3 separate regions of the Homo sapiens genome follow, and all the other regions are linked to region 1. The links are chromatin contacts, found by Hi-C or POLR2A ChIA-PET in ENCODE. All regions are on one chromosome and are shown on one strand. Each heading gives the region's core, a stretch centred on a gene start or an enhancer-like site at or near the end of the contact. The rest is flanking DNA. Distances are from core to core; before and after follow the strand shown. Region 1 holds the start of TMEM181 (transmembrane protein 181). Region 2 holds the start of SYNJ2 (synaptojanin 2). Region 3 overlaps LOC112267968.

Region 1 (3,534 bases), core at 754-3,253:
TCTGACAGGAAGGAATTGCCAGGAGGTAGTTTGGAGTCAAATGCACACAGTGAGGGCCAGGGGTCCTCGGGGTGGTGACAGTTTCCTCTCGCTGGAGATGCCTCAGGAGAGACCAGGCAGCTGGCACAGAGCAGGGATTTCCACATCATCTCATGCTGCTCTGGGCTGGAGGTAGATACTGGCTGCCTCTAGGCAAATGTGGCCAGCAAATGTGCTTTGTTTAGTCCCTCCCAGGGTTTAAGATATTTTTTCGAATTAGTTTCCAACATTTTAGAATCAGAAGTGTCGAAAGACAAAATGACAGCAAATTTAAAGATCCTAAGTAGCTTTTCTTCATGATTCTAGAATCGGGCAGCCCTCAGAACCAACAGGTTCAAAGGACTTTGGGGCTGCAACGTGGTTAGACAACATTTATGGACAGAAAGTGGAACTGAGGCGCAGAGACAGCTTAACTGGTTACAGGTTTATGTTCTAGCTTATTTGAATCAGCTAACCACCTGCCAATGACAGAAGCTCACTGGCTGTGATTGGCTGAGACTCAGCTGTTTGTTACAAAAGCATCCTCCTCAATTAGGGTGTCTTCTCTTTTATGTTAACTATGCCAGGCTGCAGCTCCTTATGTAAGGACTCAAGTAGGGAGGCATCCTCAGGCCTAAACATTTAACAGAAGGTGTTGCATGAAAACGCATGTTTGGGCTGGTTGCGGTGGCTCACGTCTGTAATTTAACAGGCTCCGGGGTTGGGGACCCCTGCTCTAGCTCATAGAACTCCCTCCGACTCACCCCTTCCCGCGCCCCACGTCCCTGTGAACAGTCTGTCCCTGCAGGTACCCAGTTTCTGTTCTCCGGTCTTGTTGCTATGAAGAACCCTTTCCCTCTGCTTATGTATGAAAAGAACTTAAGAAATAATCTTTTGTTATTCCTTGAAGAGTTGCGGTTTAGGATTCAGAGCACTAATGAGATTTTGTGTAACTATTCCTTGGTGTCCTGGCTTAGGGTGTGCTTTGCTTGGTATCTCCCCCTTTTAACCCCCCTCTTCCTAATATCCACCTCACCCTCCAGATTCAGCCCAAACTCTGCATTCTGTCCCCTACCTTCTCCACTCCCCCAAGGCGAGTTAGGCACCCTTCCTCACTGTAGCACCCTGAGCTAAGGCTACCTAACTTACTGTTGGTAATTTTCTTTGCCTGTAATTTCACTGAGGGCAGGAACTGTTCCTTATTCATGTCCACACTTTTCTGCCAATAGTAAGCCTGTTTACAGTTTAGTGAATGAATGAGGATACATTGCAAAGGAAGCTTGGAAGTCCTTTATTTAACTCATGCAGACCGACTTTAAACCCACAGCACACGGGAACACGGGACATTTTGAGTAATGCTCCAAAGAGAATCTCAGAAATAGCCAAACCTTGGTTCTCATCCATTCTTGATTACAGAAATGGGGAACACTGAGCCAAGATGCGAAATCAGGAAAGTGCTTTTGGTCCACTGGTCTAGCTGCAGTCTAGAAGCGGCTTGCGGGAGAAGCTACCAGAAAGAGCCCGGAAGGTTCCTGTCATCATTCGGGGTGGCAGAAGTTTGTCCTGGCTTTTAACCTTTTTTGGGGTCACAAGACCCTTAGGGAATGAATATACAGCTATAGCTCCTCTCCCTAGAAAAATGCAGACACCCATAGTGTTTTCCAGACAACTGCAGGGCATTCGTGGACTCCCGAGGCCCATCCTTACGCCCCGACACTCGGGAAGTAGGAGTGAATGAATGCGCTGTTTACCTGCCCTAGGGACAAGAGGTAAACTAAGTCATTCATTCACTCATTCCTTCTGTCTTGAGCCCCAGCTCAGGGCTAGCCTGGGTGCTCCCGGCCGTGGGGCTCCGCCCCGGCACGGGGCCACGAAGGAGGGCCACCCCCCTCGCCGCGCGCCCGCGGCCCCGCTTCCACCGCGCCGCGCCCTCTTCCGCCGTGAGAGTCGCTTCCGCGCACGTGATCTCGGCGTCGCGCTCTGATGAGTTTTCCGCGGCCGGCCGCTGCTCAGCCGCTGTCGCTCCGGCTCCGGCTGCGGCTGCCGCTGCCGAGGCTGCTGCGCGGCGCCTGGCGGGCTCGGGACGCGCGGGCCGGGGCCGAGGGCTCTGGGCGCCGAGATGGAGCCGTGAGTCCCCGGCCGAGCGGGCGGGCTGGCTGGCTCTCCGGACACTCCGGCCGAAAGTTGGGGATCCCTGGCTCCCGGCGCCGTGCCGCAGGGTCCCTGGCGCCCACGTGGAACTGGGGGCAGGGAAAAGGGCGCTGAAGGGGGCTTCGCGGGCGGGTCAGGCGGAGGTGTTTGCGCGGGGCGAGAGTAGACCGGGGCCGGGGCTCCCTCCTGCCTGCCCGCCCGGCCGCGGTTAGAGACCGGGATGCGGTCGGGGTTCCGGGACGGGGCTGCGAGCCACAGCGCTCACCGGGGGGCCGAGAGAACCGGGGGCGCTGCGGCCCTTCCCCGGCGTAGGGTGGCCGCCCGCACGGAGTCCCGCCGCCTCCCGGGCAGCCTCTCCTGCCGGAAAGGCCCCGCCCCGTCGTCCCCTCGGTATCGAGAGCGCCCCGCGCTGCCCTGCGGTCTCGCCCAGCGCCGGGTGCGAGGCTCTCAGAGGCGATTGGTGACGTGGGCACCGGGGAGCCTGCCGCAACAGCCCCTTTGGACTCGGGGTGTCGAGTTATATGAGTTTTATGCGTTTTACGATCTGCTGACTTTGGGCTTTTTTTTTTTTCTTTACCTCTTTGAAGTCCAGGGTTTTTAATGAGGAAAAACCTGTTTGGGGTCTCGTGGACGCCATCCCTAAAGCTTGCTTTTGACCCAGCAGTCGCCTAGGTGTCCCCCTGGGCGCATCTGGAAAAGAAGGAGACGGAGTTAACCAGAGGGTTAGCGCCGCGTGGAGTTGCAGAAAGTCCGGGAGAAGGAGTGGCCCATATGTGCAGCCGCGCCTGGCGCAGGAGGCTTCCAGGGCCGGCTCCCTGCACTGAAGGCAGCCTCCGAGGGGCCTGGGCGCGCTTCTTGGCTTATATGCGGTTTTTGAGGCAGAAGGGTTTTGCTTTGGATCTTTGCTGATTTCTCTGGCTGTGGACGTGGTCAGAGAAGTGACACCCAGGCCTGTTGCCTCAGCGCAAGTGCCTGTGACAGAGAGATCTGTTTTTCCTTCTGCTTCCTTAGAAGTTTCTGACTTTGGTATGTTGCTTTAGCACCTCTTGGGAAACTGGAATGGCATCAAATATCAGACCTATGTGGATGTTTTAAAGATTTTAAAAGCCAAGTGGAGGTAGGTTAGCAGTATTGCCTCTGCACAACTCCAGAGGGCAAGATTCTTGTGCGGCCTATGTAAATAATACTGCTTGGAACGGTGTCTTGTGGAACTGTGGCCTTGTAGCAGAGTGACAGCTGCGTGTTACAGGAGTTCTCTCACGCGCTGCCCCTTGGAGCTGCATAGGTGGGCTGGGTGTGCTTTTTCAGTAGGAGAGAGGCCGGGGACGTGAGGTGGTGAGGGCCTTGGCCAGGACAGGGATCTGG
Region 2 (3,534 bases), core at 492-2,991, 580 kb before region 1:
TTCATTTTACAGTTGATGGTGACTTGGATTCTATAAGCTGTGAGGCTCAACTGCTGGTCCTGACTGCAGGAAAATTTCTAAAATAGGTATGGCATGCCACTGTGCAGGACTTTAGACTATATGATGCTAGTTAGGAAAGAGGAGAGAGAGATAAATGGAAGACTGGGTCCCCTCCCTAAGGCCTTACCACTCAATTTGCAAAACAGGGCTAAGAGAAAACATAAAAACACTTCTCAAGCAACATATGAGTAGGTGAGAACTGAAGTCTGTAAATCTGGGTGTTATATAAGCACTATTATCTGGGACCTCAGCATTCCAGGAAAGCTTCCTGGAAGAAGTGAGTTTCAGGTCAAAAAGTGGGCCAAAGGCTGATCTGCCTCACTGAATGGGCACACTGTTTTCATGAGGTAGTAATGTTTCCATCTACACAGAAAGAAGCTGCTCGGACAGCTGATGAGCATCATGCCTGGGATATTGAGCACATCATGCTTGACCTGGGCAGAGTTTGTGGGCAAGGAAAGGGGCTAAGGGTCAAGATAATCTCTGCTGGGGTTGTTCAAATTTATTACCCAACCATCACCTGAGAGGTTGTCCCCTGAGGATGGCTTGTCTGGTCATTACTGAATGTCTGCAGGGGCATGGCAGTGTTCTGCTTGGCTCTGGGGGCTCTGCCCTTTCTAGGACAAGTCCCAGAGACAAACAGCTTGGCCCAGTACAGCAGAATGGGGTGAGAGAGGAACTGAGTTCGTTTGCGGGCAGGATGGAAACAGCTGATGGAGGCTTCTCGGGCCATCCTCACGTACCCATCACAAGCGAAGGGAATTAAGCCGCCAAACCACCCCAAAGAGTGACTCCAACTCAGCCCTAAACACCCATACCCACCCCACCTCCCCTGCAGCTCTGACAGGCCAAGCCTGGGCGCTAGAACCCCGCGCCAGAAGGCCGGGCCACACACTCCAGCGTACACGCGCGGACACGTGCCGGTGTCCAGAGCCGGTGGGAGAGGCGCTGTCACCATCTGACAGGAGAGGAAGGTGGAGCGCAGAGAAGTCAGGGTCACGTGGTAAGTGGGGGTCGTGGTCTGGGGATCACGGCTCCAGGTCTCTTCGCGACAACGCACCGTTGACCCCCAACACCTCTCCCTGGCGGGGTCGGTGACCGCAACAGCCTCCGGGATAGAACGCTAGTGAAAGGTAACCTTTCTCCAGCCCGCTCCACGCGCTCCGCACCCGCTAAGCGCCTCCGCGAATTAACTCAGGCCTCCGCGCCGAAGTAGGCGCAGTTATGACCCCGCTTCCCCGCAGGGAGACCGAGGCACGCAGGGTCGAAAGGACTCGTCCAGGGTCGCAGGAGCCGACCACACAGGGAGGCGCAGCGCCCCCGGCGGGAACAGTCAGCGGGTCCAGCCTGGCGGACTCCCGGGCCGGGCTGCCCATATAAGGCTGCGGGCGGCCGGCATCGCAGCCAGGCTCCCGGGGTCGCCCCGCGCGGGGCATCCTCCTCCGCAGCGAGGAATGCGTGGCATCCGGGAGGCTCTTCCGCTCCACGCCCGCCTGCGGGGAGCCTCAGCCCCGGGGCGCGGCCTCGCGCAGCTGCCTGGCCGCTGGGGGGAGCGCGGGGCCGGGCGGGAGGCGGCGGCGCGCCCTCACCTGCCCCAGGCTGGGGAGGCGCGAGTGGGGAGGAGGAGGAAGGGGAGGAGGCCGGGGAGGAGCCTGGCGCGGCGGGAGCGGCGGCGCAAAGTGAAACTCTGGCAAGTTGCGGGCGCGCGGGGAGCTGTCGCGGGCAGCGCGCCCTCGGGAGGACGTGGCCCCGGCCCCCGCCCGCAGTGGGCCCGACCCTCATGGCCCTGAGCAAAGGGCTGCGGCTGCTGGGGCGCCTGGGGGCCGAGGGGGACTGTAGCGTGCTGCTGGAGGCGCGCGGCCGCGACGACTGCCTGCTGTTCGAGGCCGGCACGGTGGCCACGCTGGGTGAGTCCGGGCCGGGGGCAGCGACGCCCGGAGGAGAGGGCGCCCGCATTCGCCCAGCCTCGGGAAGACGGGTACCCCCCCTTCCCGAGGGGATCGGGCGGCGCTGGGACTGCCGGGGCGTAGGGGTCGCGCGCAGAGGGGTGGCTGTTTGAATGAAGTGGGGCTGGGGACTCGAGAGAGCACTCTGGCTGGGCCGGTGGCGCACGGAGGCCGGCCGCCCCTCCACGGGGATCTCCGGCCCGCGCCGCCAGAGGATATGGTTGCTGGATAGCCGGCTGGGGCGCTTTGCGTATTCATGAGGATCCCGGGGTGTTGACTTAGCCGGCCTGACCCTGTGCCTGGCGCCTTTTCTTTTGCACCTGTTGATGAAACCAGTGATTGCCCTTTGGTTTGTGTTGGCGGCTCCACTCCTGGAGGGGATGGGGACAAAAGCCCCAAAACATAGGCTCTGGAGAAACCGCTGATGGCAGCTTTGTCCCACGTAAATACTTGGTCGAGAAGCATCGGTGCTGCAATTTATAGAACTTGTAAACAAATATACCATGACCTTTATGCTGTCTTAGATCCTGCCAAGCCAGCGAATTTCACCTATGGACTTCAGAAGCCTTGAAACTGGCATTGTGCTATGGGCTTTAGTACGTGATCTCACTTAATTCTCACAATTCTACTAAAAAGCTATTATTATCCCCATTTTGCAGATGAGCAAACTGAGGCCTAAAGAGGCTAAGTTGCTTGCCAAGGTGACACCATCCACCTGACTTTTATGTGGCTGTTTCTGTAATGTCATTCAATGCGTGGCTTCCTGGTATCGCTAACCTGGGTCCCTTGTTTTGTGCTAACCATTATAAGGAAAACCTGGGTAGCACCAAAGCACGTGAAACCAGGTCTGATTGTTAGACTTCTAAATGTGGACACCCGAGAGTAAGCTCCCACCACTAGGCGTCCAGCTGTAACAGCTTGCCGGTATTCCTAGCTAAACAAGGTGCAGCCCGGGGTCACTCGTACTTGAGGTGGTCGGCAAATGCAGCAGGCTGCTTTGTAGATGCCTCTAGCCTTCTTTTCACATTTGTATGCATCGACTCCCGTTCGGATGTATGTCTTGGAAGGACTATCTCTCCTATTTCTGATTCCCTAATCATTTCATTAACATGCATTTATCCAGCTTGTTCTCAGTCACTTGATTACTGAAACAATGTCTCCAGTAGTCTCAGCATCAAAAGTAGGCAGTGAATTGTAGATTAAGTTATTTTCAGATTATTCTAATTTGTGCTGTCCTGAAGAGTCTAAGTTTGGTTATTTGGTGTGGCCTTGAAAGAAAACCACAGAAATTTCCATTCCATTTTAGATGTCTACTTCATACCACATTTATCGGAAGCGAAAGAGTAATTTCATGGTACAAAACTACTGTTTCATCAAATAGATTAAGATGTCCTTCAGTTGGATTACGGCAACATTAAGCCAAGTTCATACACATTCAAGAATTCTTTGAAGCAGCTTAGAAAAAAGAGATTTTATTTTTTCAAAAGTGAAGATTTAAAAATGATTAATGACAGTAATGTAGTGCATA
Region 3 (3,534 bases), core at 550-3,049, 540 kb after region 1:
CATGTGCTCTAAATCTGCAGATGGTTGGGATGGCTGGGGCGAGAGGTCAGAGCTTTGACCCACATTGTGTTTAAAGAAATATTTGTGTATTTGTCTCTACAAAAAAATACACAGATTAGCTGGGTGGCATGTGCCTGTAGTCTCAGCTACTTAGGAGGCTGAGGTGAGAGGATAGCTTGAGCCCAGGGGGTTGAGGCTGCAGTGAGTGGGGATTGCACCATAGCAATCCAGCCTGCGTATGAGATCCTGTCTCAAAAAAAAAAAAGCAATACTCAGTGTTTTCCAAAAATCAATTAAGTGGCATGAGTCTTGGATTTCGTGCCCTGATGATGGGTTCCCGCTCTGGAGTGGGACTCTGCTCTCTGGCCTTTCCACCCCGCAGACACCTCCCACAGCCTTGTGAATAAGTCAGAGCTTTCTCTCCATCAAGCGGGGGTGGGCGTCTATAAATGATACAGCCCAAAGGAAAGCCTGGGCGGCTCTGAAGTGGTGGTGTTTCAAGTCTTGCTGGTGGTTAGTTTGCTATTTAGGGAGAGAATACAATAGAGAAATTGGGTCTCAAACCGTAATGCATGGGAACTAGAACTCTCTGCTCTGTTTTTAAATGGCTTCTGCTTCTCTTTGAATTTATTTGGAAACATGTCTGGCTATTTCCATATATTTGAGGGATATATAACTCCCAGGTATGGAGCAAACGTTGTCTCTCCGGCTATACCCATCAGAGCCTGCTTCACTGCCTAGCCCAGAGACCACCCTCAAACGCCTGAGGGGAAAGTCAATGGTTGAAGTGAGTGCTTGGGAGTGGTGGGACCGTAGAAAATGGTAGAAGTTGTGCTGGGTCCAAAGGGACAGCCCATGAGGGCCACATAGGAATGCGGGCCCAGTGTTACTGCCAATGATTTAAAACGCCAGTAAGCCGACATTCTATTAAATGTCCATTCATTCTAAACATTTCTTTCTTTTTTTTTTTTTGAGATGGAGTCTCGCTCTCTCACCCAGGCTGGAGTGCAGTGGCACAATCTTGGCTTACGGCAACCTCCGCCTCCCGGGTTCAGGCAATTCTCCTGCCTCAGCCTCATGAGTAGCTGGGACTACAGGCATGTGCCACCACTCCCGGCTAACTTTTTGTATTTTTTTTTTTAGTAGAGACGGGTTTCACCGTGTTAGCCAGGATGGTCTCGATCTCCTGATCTCGTGATCTGCCCACCTCAGCCTCCCAAAGTGCTGGGATTACAGGCGTGAGCCACTGCCCCCGGCCCTAAACATTTCTTTAAACACAATGTGGGTCAAAGCTCAGACCTTTCGCCCCAGCCATCCCAACCATCTGCAGATTTAGAGCACATGAAAACATGCGGCCTATACAGAGGCTCTGGCGATGTGGGTGAAATATTTGAATATTTAAAATAAGATGTTATGAACCAAATTGAGAGGAACAGATCTGTATTTGTCAGATAATTATTCATTTGAGCTTGAAAAAGCATGCACGTGTAGATAATCCACATCCAGTCAAGTGAAGTAGGTCAAGTTTCTTTCCTGAGTATTCTGCTTGCCAGGCACCTGTCCGCATGTCAGTCTTGGTCTGCCCACGATTTTTGTTTTCTTTCCCCTCTCCTTTGATCGCTGTTCCTCCTCATGCTCCCTGGCCAGTCCCCCGCCCTCCAGCCCTATTTTGCACTTCCTTGTGATCCCAGGAGAACTGTACACTTGCCGGGGTTAATTTTTCTGACACACACAGAGACCTAATTTGGTGATGTCATTAAAAAAAAGCACTCGTGTTAACCATATTTCACAACAAAGGCGCCTCAGCACTCTCACCGGAGGGGAAATTTTTTTAATGCACTGAAATAGGAAACAAGTGACGTGGCGAATACCTGGTGAACGGAAACAACTGTGCCCTTTGCCTTTCCATGCACTGATGAATTTCCAGCGGAGTGGGGCCTGCTGGTGGCTTCGCACAGCGAAAGTGCCGCCGGGCCCTGCTCCATGGAGACCTGATCTTCTCTCCCCAGAACTTCACATGGGAAATGATCTAGTCAACTGGGGCCCTGCTGAGTTCAGCATCAGCTCCCAGCCTGAATAGACTTCAGGAGCCTGCTGGAAGTGGGAGAAGGAAGGGTGGTCACAGGTGCACCCTGGGAGTGGGTGGCGAGGCCTCTTAGGTCAGTTTGCCCAAGTGTGTGCTCCTCCGATCTGAACTCCCAGTATTTGACTGTGGATTTGGCATAAAGGTATGGAGAGTGGCTCAGTATTTGGGGGCTCTTTGAATTACTGGTGACTTTGCAAAAGAAAAAAGTGCAGTTAAAGGGATTTCAGCCATAAGAAGCCTGACCTGGAAACCATCATTTCCTGGCATCTGGGGTTTCGAGGCAACACAGCTGTGGGTCCACCATTCCACACAGCCTGGATTAACCTGCATTGGAGGCCCCCTGCATAAAGTCATGGCGCATACAGCTCTCCAAAGTCACGTTGTGTGGATGCAGTTGCCCTGAGGTATAGGTACAAGCCTGTCATCCATTGCTAAGCACCCACAGCATCTCATCTCATTTCTGGCAAGATAATCAGGTTTTGATTGGCAAGATAATCAGGTTTCATTTTCAAGCCAGGTGTGGTGGCTTACACCTGTAATCCCAGCACTTTGGGAGGCCGAAGTGGGAGGATCACCTGAGGCCAGGAGTTTGAGACCAGCCTGGGCAACAAAGTAAGACCCTGTCTCAAAAAAAAAAAAAAAGTTTAAATTAGCTGGGCCTTTAGTCCTAACTGCTTGGCAGACTGAGGAGAGAGGACTTCCCTCAGGAGTTTGAGGCTTCAATGAGCTATGATAGCACCACTGCACTCCAGCCTGGGTGACAGAGTAAGACTCTGTCTAAAAAAAAAAAAAAAAAAAAAAAAAAAATCAAACTTGGTCCTCAACCTATGGCATGAATTACCATTTTCTTCAACAGGGCTAACACTGACTGCCTGCCATGTGCCAGGCTAATCTCTTTACCCTCATTCTTTCTCAATCCTTACAACACTCCTATACAATTAGGGCCATTTTATAGATGAAGTAACTGAGGCTCCGTGATGTTAAGCAATCTGCAGACCTCTCAGCTGGCAAGTGGCAGGGCTGCGAGCTGGAGTCAGGCCTGTCTGGCTCCAGGGACTTTCCCTTCTCCACATGATCAAATGTTGCCTTCTGGATATTTTTCATTTACTTCTTTTTTCTCATCCACTGACGTTCCACACTCCTGTGGCATGTTGCCTGCATTACTTCAATAGTTTCTGCTATTTTCCTTGCATCAGACCTTAATTCCCTCAACTCTCTGTCCCCCTCCATCCTCCCTGTCACTGCCCGAGGAATTCTCTCAAATATGTATGCCTCAATCACTCCCAGGCATCAGAGCCCACAGGACTCCTCAGTCCCTTTGATCGATCTCGCCAGGCTCTGTGTGCTAACCCTGGCCCCTCTCTGCTGCTTGCCAAGAGGCCCTCTCCGCATTTCAACCCAGGGACCACTTGCAGCCTAGAGTGGGTGTCTCCCTGCAAACCTGTGTC

The links. A loop is a pair of places that touch in the nucleus more often than their neighbours do. ChIA-PET counts read pairs that join two places held with the same protein, here RNA polymerase II (POLR2A). Pooled maps may share reads with other maps.
Region 2: a loop to region 1 is called in a map of CD4-positive, alpha-beta T cell, with 5 times the contacts of the local background. The contact joins the promoter of SYNJ2 here to the promoter of TMEM181 in region 1. A Hi-C loop is called at or near these places in 1 of 168 maps with a recorded cell type or tissue (CD4-positive, alpha-beta T cell) and 6 of 50 pooled maps.
Region 3: a pooled map shows a loop between it and region 1 (3-fold over the local background). The contact joins the enhancer-like site here to the promoter of TMEM181 in region 1. A Hi-C loop is called at or near these places in 1 of 168 maps with a recorded cell type or tissue (CD8-positive, alpha-beta T cell) and 6 of 50 pooled maps. POLR2A ChIA-PET finds 5 or more read pairs at or near these places in 1 of 52 experiments (CD4-positive, alpha-beta T cell).

Annotation. Positions count from the first base shown.
Region 1 is chr6:158,558,088-158,561,621 of GRCh38, forward strand. It overlaps TMEM181 (transmembrane protein 181), which reads left to right and starts at 2,004. Exons shown (of 17, transcript NM_001376852.1): 1 at 2,004-2,145. The coding sequence starts at 2,138. RefSeq lists a silencer at 1,695-2,614 and an enhancer at 3,034-3,534.
Region 2 is chr6:157,980,122-157,983,655 of GRCh38, forward strand. It overlaps SYNJ2 (synaptojanin 2), which reads left to right and starts at 1,742. Exons shown (of 27, transcript NM_003898.4): 1 at 1,742-1,967. The coding sequence starts at 1,841. RefSeq lists enhancers at 978-1,027, 992-1,507, 1,048-1,237, 1,258-1,307, 1,508-2,023 and a silencer at 1,428-2,007.
Region 3 is chr6:159,097,037-159,100,570 of GRCh38, forward strand. All of the region lies in intron 2 of LOC112267968, which reads right to left. Among named protein-coding and RNA genes, the nearest start is that of TAGAP, 54 kb to the left of the region's middle. Within about 2 kb of position 1,800, at least 7 of the 41 ENCODE cell types and tissues checked have a DNase peak (open chromatin) inside an H3K27ac peak, as active enhancers do; they include CD4-positive, alpha-beta T cell and CD8-positive, alpha-beta T cell, where a contact is called at or near this core.